Linked DNA regions of Mus musculus: all the other regions are linked to region 1. The links are chromatin loops, found by intact Hi-C in ENCODE. Cell type or tissue: heart. All regions are shown on one strand.

Region 1 (4,000 bases):
GGACCCTGGCTGGAAAATAATAAGACCCTGGCATATTCATTAAGTATTTAGGTAGAAGCTCACAAAAGTCTTGAATTCCAAAGGTCCCTAAAATCTTGTAAAACTGCAGAAATGCCCTACCCACCAAGAGCTAGTAACCCTCCACCCTCACAGGAAGGGAATGTAGAACCCTCCCCCTGCACAAAATGTGTGTTTTCCACAGGATCTGTTCCACTTCCCTTTGTGGCTGCTTAGCAGATAACTAAGACTAGCTTCCAGCATAATTAAGCCAAAGATATACTAGAATCTCAAAGAAAGGAAGAACGATACTACACCGCAAAGGAGCTGCAACTCTTGGCCACTGTGCACCAGGAGGATGTAAGAATTGTACGTGAGATTGCATGTTGAGGATGTGTGATGAAGGAAACTAAGTATAACATGGATTTTGATATGAGAATTTATAATACTGAGAACACTTACTCAATATAAAGGATCTAGAATACTGGCAAAGACCACAGGAGATCATGCAACCTCAATTTATCTGCACATGACCATCATCACCCTTGTTCAGAAAGAGATGTGATCCAAAGCCAGACACCATTTACAGACTCATCAGGAGCTACAGGTTTTCTTAGCAGTCTAAAGAAAGAAAAGGAGGAAGATCAGGGATGTCATGTCAAGGAATATAGATAAATGTATGAGTAGGTTCAAATCATAAAAATGAGTCGATCACACGATGATCTCACCACATAGCATCCATTGTAGAAAGGGTATTAAACACAACTATTGCCCACTAGTTATTGTTTTCACAAGGCAATACTAATCATCAGGTACCACAAAGCCATTATTATATAATAAGGCAAGGAAGATTAAGTCTGGTACCAGGTAGCCCACTTTCTGGGTGTTCCTCTGCTCATTTACCATCACAGATAGAAAAAATGAAGCAATTCTGACTTGATAAGTGCATGATAATCAGATCCCAAGATTATTCAAGACTGGGGCTGTGGGTTATACCATAAGGAAGTAGTTGGAGATCGGAGAAGATAGGTAAACATGAGGGAAATCTAGAATTGACAACGAAGGGAGACCGTGAGTATATGTGATAACTTTTGAGAGAGGAATCCACAGCTTCACTGACTCCTGATTTCCAGTCTACCTGAAGAAAAGAAGTTCAGAAGAGTGTTCAAGAGTTACTTCAAATATGAAATGGACAAATCCAAATGGAGCAGGGATCATCTGTGGTAAACCAAGTAATGCTATGTTTGGTCTGCTTCTCAGGGTAAAGGTTCTTCCTGCTCCTTAAGTGCTATCAGAGCTCATCAGCTGCTAGTCCCTTCTCAGAGTGCTTAAACTGTAAAGAGCCCTATGGCCAATGTTATATGCCTGGTATTGATGCCCACAGCCAATGACTGTCTGTCTCAGGCCAGTGAAGGTCAAACCCTCGTGGATAGCTCTGAGGGTCCACTTCAATCCTAGACATCTCTTTAAAACTAGCCAGCAAAGATTCCGTACTTGTGTCTCCATCAACTCCTTCTGCCTGATCATTTTCTTTGTCTTCCCTTCCAGAGGTGTTTACTGTCTCCAAGAAGACCATGCAATAAGCAGTCTATATCCTCAACTTTATTAAAGAAGAAAGTCGCTTTGGAGTCTGGTTGTGTATATTGTGCAGAACAATCATCTCTCCTCATGAAGAGGGATAACCCTGCCGCGTACAACCTGTGAATTTCTGCTCAGCTCAGATTTTACTAGAGGCTTTAACTTGGCCTGGAAAAGAGAGAGGGGAGGTGACCCTGAGGCAAGTTCAGAGTTAGGGTTACCATTTAGTATGCCAAACACACAGATATGCCCCCCCCCTTGCTGCTGACAGTTCTCAGAGGCAGTGTTTGACACCAGGAGGCCCCCAAAAGACAAACTGTAAGATTACAGATGAAGCAGCAGAAGAAAGGGTACAGCCAACAACTTCTTAATAAAGATTGCAAGGAGCCAAGTTTTTATTCCAAATAACCATAACCTTGGCAGACGAAGAGAATTCTGAGGACAGAAGAAAAGCTCCAAGTGTTTATATAATTTCAACAGGGGAAGACCTTACAGAACCTAGGAAGGGTGGGACCACCAGGGCCTGGCTACCACACTGTGATGATTACCCCCTAACATGTTGGAAATTCACCTTTAAACCTTGTTTGAGTCAAAAAGTACAATAGGCAATTCATTCATTTCCTCCCACGGGACCCAGCGCATGTGGCCATCTCCTGAGGAAGGCAATCATCGCCTCAGGGTGGTCTGCCCGAGCATCCGTCCAAGCCTTGATTTAGAGGAAGCTGGATCCTTGTGAGTGTCTCAGAAGTATAAGCACAAGATTGGAAAGCAAGATTGGGAAGTGTCTGTGTGCTGTACTTCTCAGTTTGACACACACGCAGCTTCAAATCCCACAAGATACTTTTCCTAGATTATTTCATGTTCATTAATTATCTTCATCCCAGCTTCTAGGTAGAAGAATTTCTATTAACTTGTTTTTTTTCCTTTGTTTTCTTTTTTTTGAAGCTCTTCTCTTCAAATTGCATTCTTTTTGTATGCTATAATGTGGGGCAATATTCATACTGTAAAAAGGCATAGCCTATACTCACTGTGTATCGTTAGAAGCGAGAGTAGATTTGAAAACAGATTAAAGTGATAGGTCACAAACTGAAAAGGAAGTCCAGGCTGCCTTCTCTGGAGCAGTGGCCTCACTTCTGTATGTCTGCACTCCAAACCTATGCTGTTCTTCAGTGATGTACTCAATATTACCTCAGACTGAACCACCACCCGCCAAGCCCTTAAGGCTGGAGTGTTTCTTTTATAATTCTATTATAACACTTATCATGGGCAGTCTGTGAGTAACTGTGTTCTTGCATCTTGAAGACAAGAATCATGTCTTCTATATCTTGGACTTAAAGTAGAGGAAGAAAGGGGACTATTTTTTAAGTTAAGACAAGCTAGTTTTCAGAATTTATGTTTACTAGTTGTAAGTAACTAGCCTTTTGGTTGTTTTTCTATGTATGCTTTCTAAGTAAGAGTGATGTGAAAGATGAAGGTAGTGATGTTTATGAAGCTTTTCAGACATCCTCATAGAGCATCTTCTAATAGCTTTTTCATTATTAGCCTAAATAACCTTAAAACATCAAAACAACAACAACTAAGTATCCCTTAAAGATTATTCCCACCCACAGTCGAAAAATCAAAGGTATGAGGTTGTTGCTATCGTGGCCATAAATCAAATGGTAATGAACTGCACAACGTGTTAGGGAAATGTAAAGCAGCTAACCAAGGTGATTAGCAGAGAAGTCTTGCAAACTGTGTGGGTGAGATGCTCGCTAATAAGGGATGAGGGATGGCAGGGAAGCAGTATTCGGTACACAGAAGCAGTCCGGTTGTGAAATCTCACAACCACGGACCTAAAAAAAATGCCCACGGTGAGCCAAGAGCAATTCCAAGGAAGCCGAGCTGTAGGTGAAAACATCCAGGTTGGGAAAAGGAAAAGAGGAAAAGAAAGCCCTGAGTGAGGAGGGAGAGGTGGGGAGAGGACTGGGTGATAAGTCAGAGAGAGGTCAAGGGAAGGAGAGATACCCTTCGAAAACAAAGGCCGCTGTTGTGCCCTGGTCTACTAGCTGCTGAGTTCACTTCAACATGTGCTCGGAAAATCTCCCTTCACACTCATCAACCACGCCCAGCCCTTGCCAAGTTCCCGTAAAGGACATGGAGATGTCATGTACAGGTCACTGAAAAGAATATGGAAATATATTAAATGCTCTTGGTTATTTTTCTAAAAATATGAGGCGTGCTAATTGGACTCAGTGGAGTATTAAAAAACAAAAAAAACAAAAAAAACAAAAAAAACACCAGAGTCCATAAAGTTGGAATGGAGAGGCAGGAGGGAGTTGAAGTGGGTAGGGAGGGGATGGGCAATAACATAATACACTGTATATTTTTAAGGTTAATACTTATATGGTCAACTGGTAAAGATGAGGAATAAGTACGTAACAAA
Region 2 (4,000 bases), 360 kb before region 1:
AGAAATGTAGGAGTCAGAGGGGTTGAGACACCAAGAGAACATGATCCACAGACTTCAACTAAGCAGGGCTCATAGGAGCTCACAGAGACTACATGCATCTGTGATAAGTCCTCTGCATATGAATTATGGATGTTAGATGTGTTTGTGGGATCGAGGGTATCTGACATTTTTGTCTCTCTTGGGACCCTTTTAATCCTGCTGAGTTTGTACCTAGTCTTATTCTATCTTGTTATGCTATGGATATTCCTGGGATGCTTGCTCTTTTTTGAAGGGAAACAGGAGAAGTTTATTTGAGGAAGAAGTGGGGTGGAGGGAGGGATGGAGGGATAGAGGGATGGAGAGAGGGGAAACAAAAAATATATAAAATATGTCTTTGATTTGATTTTAAAATAGTAAGCCAATTGTCCTTTGTAAATGTAAAAATATTAAATATATTTATAACATAGTAATAATATAGAGAGACACACAGACAGACAGATAGGTAGATATTGCTATACACAAATACCAAGGCACTCTTTTAGACACATAGAGAAACCTAGTCTGTTTACCACTCATCATATCCAATCATCTCAGTGCATACCCAAACAGTAGTGGGCCTTGCACAAGTAGAAAACTGATAACTGCTTGATCTTTATATTAATGTAGCTCAATTAATTAATTCCTTAATTAAATGACTCATTTGGATTGTTCTGCTAGTTCTTTTTCATTTCTTTGGCCAGTTAGTTGATTTAAAAGCACAAATATAAAACCGATCATGCAACATGTACAAACTGTGGCTTTAAGTGTTATATATATTTAAACTGCCTTAGAAATCCCCTAATGCACTAATAGAAGAGGTTTAAACTTGCAAGTTGCATTAGAAAAAGCAAGACTGTGAAGCAAGTTGGTAATGAGGCCCACGGCAGGACCTTCATGTCCTCACTGGATGAACTAAATGACATATGATTGCTATTGTTTTTCCATGTCTGAACAAACTTTCTGTAAGCAGGTGTGACTGGGTTCCTGTGCACAGAACATTAATTCTTGATCACAAGGCCACATTCTCCATTGTCACAGCTCTCAGAGTATTTCATCACTCTGGCTGGCACATTCTGAATCTCTCACTTTGGGAAGTTTGCTAGCATTGATATCCTTATTCGGATAATAGTCGCCATGTACCTACAGTCTCTTTGGAAGAAAAGTCTATGTGGCCTTTCCAAATTGCCTAGCATTACATTCAATAAAGCAAGTTTTATCCCATAATAATTTTATGTAGGTAAATCAATCATCAAATAAGAAAGAAAATCTACTAATAGAAAAGAAAGGATTGCTCCCCTTTTTAAACACCCTTTTCTTTCCTGGCGTTTCTCTATGCTACAATTCTCCTCCTGCTCACTGGCTTCTGCAGCCCTGATTTTAGAGATACACTGTGTCAAGAGGTCCTAGATGTCAGGCACGCTACAAAGAAACAGATCAAGGGCTGTGCCAAGATATTTGACATTGTTTCCAAAGTATGTGATTATTTCAGCACAGTTAACAAAGTCGGCTTGCACTTCGCATCTACCCCTTCAGTGCTCATGGAAAACTACTTAAAGGCAGTGCCAAATTTATCTATATGCACTTTAGTCCCCATGGAAAAATCAGAGGTCATCATTGCAACTTTGTTCATGATACCGGCAGTCAGGGAGCAGAAGACGGAAGCTGTTATGAAACATCTGTATCCACACGGGTAGACAATTGCCAACCCCTGATCTGGGTTAGACAAAGGCCAGGGTGAGCAGGAAACAGGCTGCAGCAGTGACGCAAGGGAAGCTTGCTGGGGCTGCTCAACTCCCTTACTTAAGAGAGAACTGCAACACTGATGCCCAGGACAACAGAGCCCCTGTGTTTACTCTGACTCATACACAGTCCCCATGTTAATACTTTTCAGATTGTAGCTGTCTTTAATTAATAAGACGATCATTTGCTCTAATAGGATAAAGGTAGTGAAAGGCTGGTTAATACAAAACTCAAGGGAATGTGAACAAGGGAAGACAACAAAACCTTTATTGTTTCCTAGTTACCAGCGCATTTTCCCTTTACGAATTACTTCAGAGAGTATGATTTCAGATATATCATGGTGCCTCCTATCCAGTGCAAACGGGGAAGTACTACAACCAGGCTAATCTCTGGCCTTCCCTTCCCCAAATTCATTCCTTAGAATTACAATCTCAAATGAAAATGTTGGTATTGCCTGCATCACTGGCCTTTGTATCATAAGTATTATCGGGGAACCAAGGGTTGAGAAGGGGAGAAAAGTACAAGGAACAGGACCTGAAGAAATGAAGGCCAGTTAAGAGTGATGTTTTTAAGTCAATGACCATCCTTATAACCACAGAATAGTGCAGCTCTCAGCCGTCAATTCAGCCTTATACCTACAGAATCATGTAGCTGTCAGCCCTCTTTAAAGCAACTTCTTTTTGCAGCAGATGGTGACCATTACAGTGGGACCACCTAAGGTTCAGGGGGCAGCAAGATTGCAAGAGCCTGAGGACCAGGAGACAAGCTTTGAAATGGGGTATATTGGATATGACACAGTGCTTCACCCACAAAATCATAACACGGTGGCTGCCTAAGCATGACCTGCCCAATGGCACAAGTTGACATACCAACACAGACAGTGTAAATATCACAAGGCCTCACCCCTAAATGAGCTACAGACAATTAATTGCTACTAAGAGAGGGATTATCTGTCTTCTCTGGGAAAGAGCTTTGATGGATCATCCAATCCTACTTGGTTGCCCTTAAACAAATAATTCCTAGTGAGCAACACTAAATGGACTCAGCTGGCTGTACATACACACACACACACACACACACACACACACACACACACACACACACAGAGGCATATGTCACAAAAATAAAGAAGAGGCCAAGAGTTTCCATGGTCGTGGGAGGCCTGGGGTGAGCAGAGTCGAGAGCTCTGGGGATGGAAAGGATGTAAATACAGTATTCATGTCTTGATTTTCAATAAACTAAAAAAAAAAAAAAAAAAAAAAAAAAAGAAAAAAGAAAGAAAATTTTCATTAAGACCAATGTGGTACACAGCTACAAGGAATGGCAGTCTTTTCATATTCACATCTGTAAATATGAAGTACTTATCATTCTATTTGAGAATACTGTGACTTCAAATTCCACTGAAGTTAAAAATACTGAAAATAATGATTAATCAAAAGAGTAAATATGTATGTGGGAACAAAGCGCTTATAAAGCAAACCCACTTTGTGTGGGTTCTGTGTCTGTGAATATGCTCAACCCAACCTTCATAGGTATTTGCATGATTTAACCAAATAACACATACCATCATTAAAAATTTTACATTGATATGCATGGGAGGTTTATTTTAGTACACAGTCACATATTGTGACATGCCTTTTACTGGGGTTGTTATTGTATTTTGGTTTTGATAACTAAATCAGTGAACTAGAGAAATGTGGCAATTAGCAACTTCACATTGACCTTTGTTCATCTGGGCATCCGTTAATTTATGCAAGGCTTCAATTCTGCTACAAGGTTGACTATCAGTTCGCTGTGTGAGAAGAAGTGTTGTGAATTCATGTGTGGGGGAGCTTGGCCTTGTTGGAAAACCCTGCTTTGTGTTTTAGGTTGAAGGTCAGGGAGCTTTATCTAATAACCACTTAGATTTTGTTTTTCAGAAAATACATATAGATAAGTGAGTAGAAAAGTATGTGTTGATATTTGGAATAATGAGTTTGTTTACTTATTATAATAAAGCTCAGCTGATCATTGGTATCAATAACCCTGCTACATAAGGCCACTCTAGGAAAACCAATACAATCAGTTGATGGGGCATGGATATACTCCTTTGGTTATAAAAGTTATACTTCTGAGGATATGTTAGAATGCTGTGATTCTTCTAATTACCATGTTACCATCAGTAAATTAATTTGTTTTTAACATTGGACAGTTCACTCTAATTTTACTTTGGAAAACTTGGACTCTTTCTGAGCATGCCACA
Region 3 (4,000 bases), 330 kb before region 1:
GACAAGAAAATCCCAGGAACCTCCAGGGCTGGCAAGCCTGGTGCACGCGGAGGCATACAGCCTGGAGACATGGCTGGAATGTACCTGTGTAAACAGACACACCTTCACATAATACACACAAATAAAATGTTTAACATAGAAAGCTAAATTATCTCAAGTTAGCCCCTTAATGATGGATGGAGACTGGGCCATTCTATTGCATTCTGTGCAAAGGAACCAGAGGGAATTGACGATCAATGCTTCTAAGCAGGAACTCTAAGCACTTCCGTTTACCATTGCTCCGCGGTTCCTGGTTGGATATTGGCTTTGAATGTCTAGTTGCTGATATGAGATAAGAATCGGCCTAGGACTGAGGTCCTGCTTGCTGTTGTAGCTAATCATAACTTCTTTTGCATAATGCACCGTATTTCCTTATTTCGCTCCTCGGGTTTCTTAAGAACTATATAGCCAGAGATGGACAAGATGAACTTCATAACTGGACGATGATTCTAGCGGCTACCCCATGCATCCTTTTCTTACTTTTGAAACTGACCTATGTGCATAAAGGAAACAAAGCTGGTTTTAGTTTAGTTTAGGTTTTTCTTTGTTTCCTAAGCTTTCATTTCCATCGTGGCCCATCGGAGGTATCAAACCCTAGGTCTTCACAAGGGAGCCTGGGTTCCTCTTCGTTTATCTGAAACATCAGAAATAAAACCTGACTTGTAAGGATGTTAATCTCCCACCGGGGGCATGTTCTTCATTTAAATTGACAATTTCATTCATTTATATAATGAATTTCCCTAACTTCATATTGCTTCTTCTCCTTGCCCTTTTCCAATCCCTGTCCATCGTGTAGTGGAACCTTCTCTCCTCCTCCCCCTCTCTCTTCATCGCCCCTCTCCTATCCCCCCCCCCCCATCTAGTGCCCTCCTACTTTCATCTCTTCGTTCTGTGTGCCCTCCACTGAGTCTAATCAGTTTCTACCCTGAGCATGGCTGGTTGTTTACCAGAGCAAGGGCTGACTCACCACTGGAGAAAATGACACCTTCTCCCCAGAAACCTTTAATTACCATTGTCCCTCAGGGAAAGGTGGGGTCTATGAGGGCCCTGTCCAGTAAGTTTCTTTGTCAGTGTGATCTGGGAATTGAATCAAACTCTCTTGCCTCCTTACGAGCAAGATAAAAAGAAAGAGCTGTGAGCTGGCATTTGTTTTTGTTTTTTGTTGTCCCCCCACCCCCACCCCCACAGATCTTATAAGCTGGGTACAGTCTGGTTGTTTCTGAGACTCTCTAGTTTGACCAGTGTGTTCCTCCAGCCTCAATGCTCAGTTTAAACCCTAACTATTTTCTTCATTTCCCAATACATTGAAATACTTCTACTAAAGATGAGAGGCTAAGACCGGAGGACCATGAACTTGAGAACAGCCTGGCCTATGACGTAGTGAATTCAAGGTCAGCTATGTTACCCAGTAAATGAATGTAAGCTGGTAGGATGCAAAGCCAGATTCTTTCAAACTTGTCCTTGCTACCCTGGAAAGAAATTACCCAATGCTTTGAGTTGGAGGAGCATGCCAGCATGGTATTCTAGAGGGGGCTACAGTGGATTTGAATACCCCTTTAAAAGACAGAAAGCATGGCTAAATATATATCATGACGTCAAGAAAGGTTCCTGTCTACAACTTAGTGTTTCAGCAAGGTTTCCTGTAATGACCTATGTCAGGTCACGTGGCAGAAAAAGACACACTGGGCAAGTGACAGTGAAATATAGAGAAAAAAAAAAGCTCAAAATCACACCACGTACAAAGAAGAAGAAGAAACTCAATTCTGCTAGAGCTTTACTGAAGAGATGTGTGGGGTCTTGACCCAAGAGAAGTAGATTAAGCTTCCCCAGGCCTCTATTTGGAGATGAAGTCTTCACATAGCACAACTGCATGATAAACGTGGGTTTGTTTACAGTCCCTCTATGGTTGACACTATTCATCATTTGAACAGTGTGTGTCTAAGGATTTCCACAGTCCCTTTGAAGCTTTCTTAGCTATGATTTCATGTGTGGTGAGTCAGAGGGAACAAGCAGGATCAGGAAGTGCTGAACAATAGGACTGGGAATAACCGTTCTCACCGGTTGAAGGCAGCCGATAAGGTCACAGGGTGGGGACTCCCTCATCTTCCTACCCTCCCGAGGCAGAGAGTGGTTCTGTACTAGCCCTTCCCTTATATACAAGGGCAGCAAAGTTGGAAAGTCTGAGACACAGGGACAACCTTTGTCCTTCATTGGAGCTTCTAAATATGCACCTGTCTAAATGTGTGCAAGACATCACACACACACACACACACACACACACACACACACACACACACACACACACACACACACCACAGTCCCACAGTCCCTCTTGTTAAGTGATATTTAGACATTTTTAACCAAGTCAGCTACTAAGTTTCTTTTGTGATTTAGCATTTCCATTGGAGACACTTTGGAGATTTTCTTAGAGTCTGTAATTGATGGAAGAAACAAAAGAAAAATCATGATATCACCATCAAATACTACCCCTTTTAAACAATCCTTTGGCATTTTCTAGAATATGATATCAGATGGATTGTTCAGATAGACATTTTGTCTATGTCTTTTCTTCTGGGCTTTGTCACAGCTTGTGAATTGACAAGAAACATTTGGGTGATCAGAGAAGGCTACATATGGGTTTCTTTCAATGTCTCTGGTGGTGAACTTAGCTGGAAATAGTGTTTTGACAAACTTGGCCCTTTGGTCAGCTATAGATTGAAATAATCATATACCTGATACCAGTCTAAGGATTCCATGTTGGTGAGAATCCAACAGTGAAGGATGCACCCCAACTTAGAGCCCCCTCAAATAAGGTTGAATGTGATTTGAAAAAGTATATAAAACCAAATGCAGTATGAAATCAGCTTGATACGGTGTTTTCTGCAATAAAAATAGCAGAAAGTCAACTTTAAGAGATTCTTGCCTGACCTCAAGGACAGAAAGACAGCCAGAGATGAGAGTCTGTGACAGGAAGGGTATGAGAGTAAGCCTAGGCCCAATGTGGGAGTCAGCTCCTGGGCAGGGCCAACAGCAGATAATCAAACCACATCCTATGCTAGGGCTCGTGGGTACCACCCAGCTACGTCTGTGTGCTATTAATAACAGGCTCAGCTGCAGCCTGCCATCCATCTCGAAGGACAAGATCAGGATGGCGCAGGAAATGACTGTGGACCTGTTTACTTTCTCGTGACCTTTCCTCCTCAGTCAGCCAGCAGGTGCTGTCAGGAGAGCCGGGCCCAGAGGGGAAGAGCTCTGAACAACAGCACTTAGAGATGATTTTCTCAGTTGATAACGGTAGATCGCAACTCTACGGATGGCTGCAGAACAAGCACTTTCAAGCTTGGGAAACGATGCGAGTCACCTGTAGATCAGAACCTTTGTCCTATCTCTGTACTCGAGGACTTGTAAGCCTAAACGCGTGCCTAATCGTCCAGATTCCCGGGCTCCACTTGCGCCCACGTGACTGAGTAGAAAAAAAAATTGAGTCCGATATTTCTGTCAACAAACTTTGTAAACTCACATTTATAGAATGATTTTAGAAGGTGCTTTCTGTCTGTAGAGATGAGCAGAATAGCTAGCAAGGAGCATCTTTGGAGATTACAAGTTAAGACCATTAGGGCGGAATGGGGAATGGTTGAGTTCTGTTTACAAACTCAGTTTTGCAACTTGGCTGTTTCAGTAAATTAGATTCAAAACAGTTCCCTTCTGGTGAGTCCTAAAACTTCCTAAGTCATTTCTGTCAGCCATATATATCAATTTTTCAGGAAATAACCCAAAATCTTGAGAGAAACAAAGCTTGTTAAAAAAAAAAAAAACCAAACGTTTGATTAAAAAAAAAAAAAAAAAAAAAAAAAAACAAAGTTTGATAAGAGGGTGATGACATCATCAGATCCCACCTGTAGTTTGCAGAATGGTTGGAACTTTACTCAGGGATAGGGTCACAGTTATTCCTTGTTGTTGC

Evidence for each region. Hi-C counts contacts between places; a loop is a spot of excess contacts. Peaks named below come from ENCODE experiments on the same cell type or tissue, not always from the same donor. Only the 100,000 strongest peaks of a DNase experiment are listed, where the experiment ranks them.
Region 2: it touches region 1 in a loop (2.8-fold over the local background); 4 of 42 quality-filtered maps call a loop at or near these places.
Region 3: a loop joins it to region 1, with 3 times the contacts of the local background. A loop is called at or near these places in 4 of 42 quality-filtered maps.

What each region holds. Positions count from the first base shown.
Region 1 is chr13:110,891,875-110,895,874 of GRCm38, forward strand. The region is part of intron 2 of 4930526H09Rik (RIKEN cDNA 4930526H09 gene); the gene reads right to left. Among named protein-coding and RNA genes, the nearest start is that of Gm38397, 9.6 kb to the right of the region's middle. In heart, no CTCF peak of the experiment used is centred here; a DNase peak (open chromatin) is centred at 2,207; H3K27ac peaks cover 441 bases.
Region 2 is chr13:110,536,587-110,540,586 of GRCm38, forward strand. No RefSeq gene overlaps it. Among named protein-coding and RNA genes, the nearest start is that of Gm32990, 30 kb to the right of the region's middle. In heart, no CTCF peak of the experiment used is centred here; a DNase peak (open chromatin) is centred at 1,755; H3K27ac peaks cover 2,375 bases.
Region 3 is chr13:110,561,006-110,565,005 of GRCm38, forward strand. No RefSeq gene overlaps it. Among named protein-coding and RNA genes, the nearest start is that of Gm32990, 5.7 kb to the right of the region's middle. In heart, no CTCF peak of the experiment used is centred here; DNase peaks (open chromatin) are centred at 2,106 and 3,256; H3K27ac peaks cover 1,352 bases.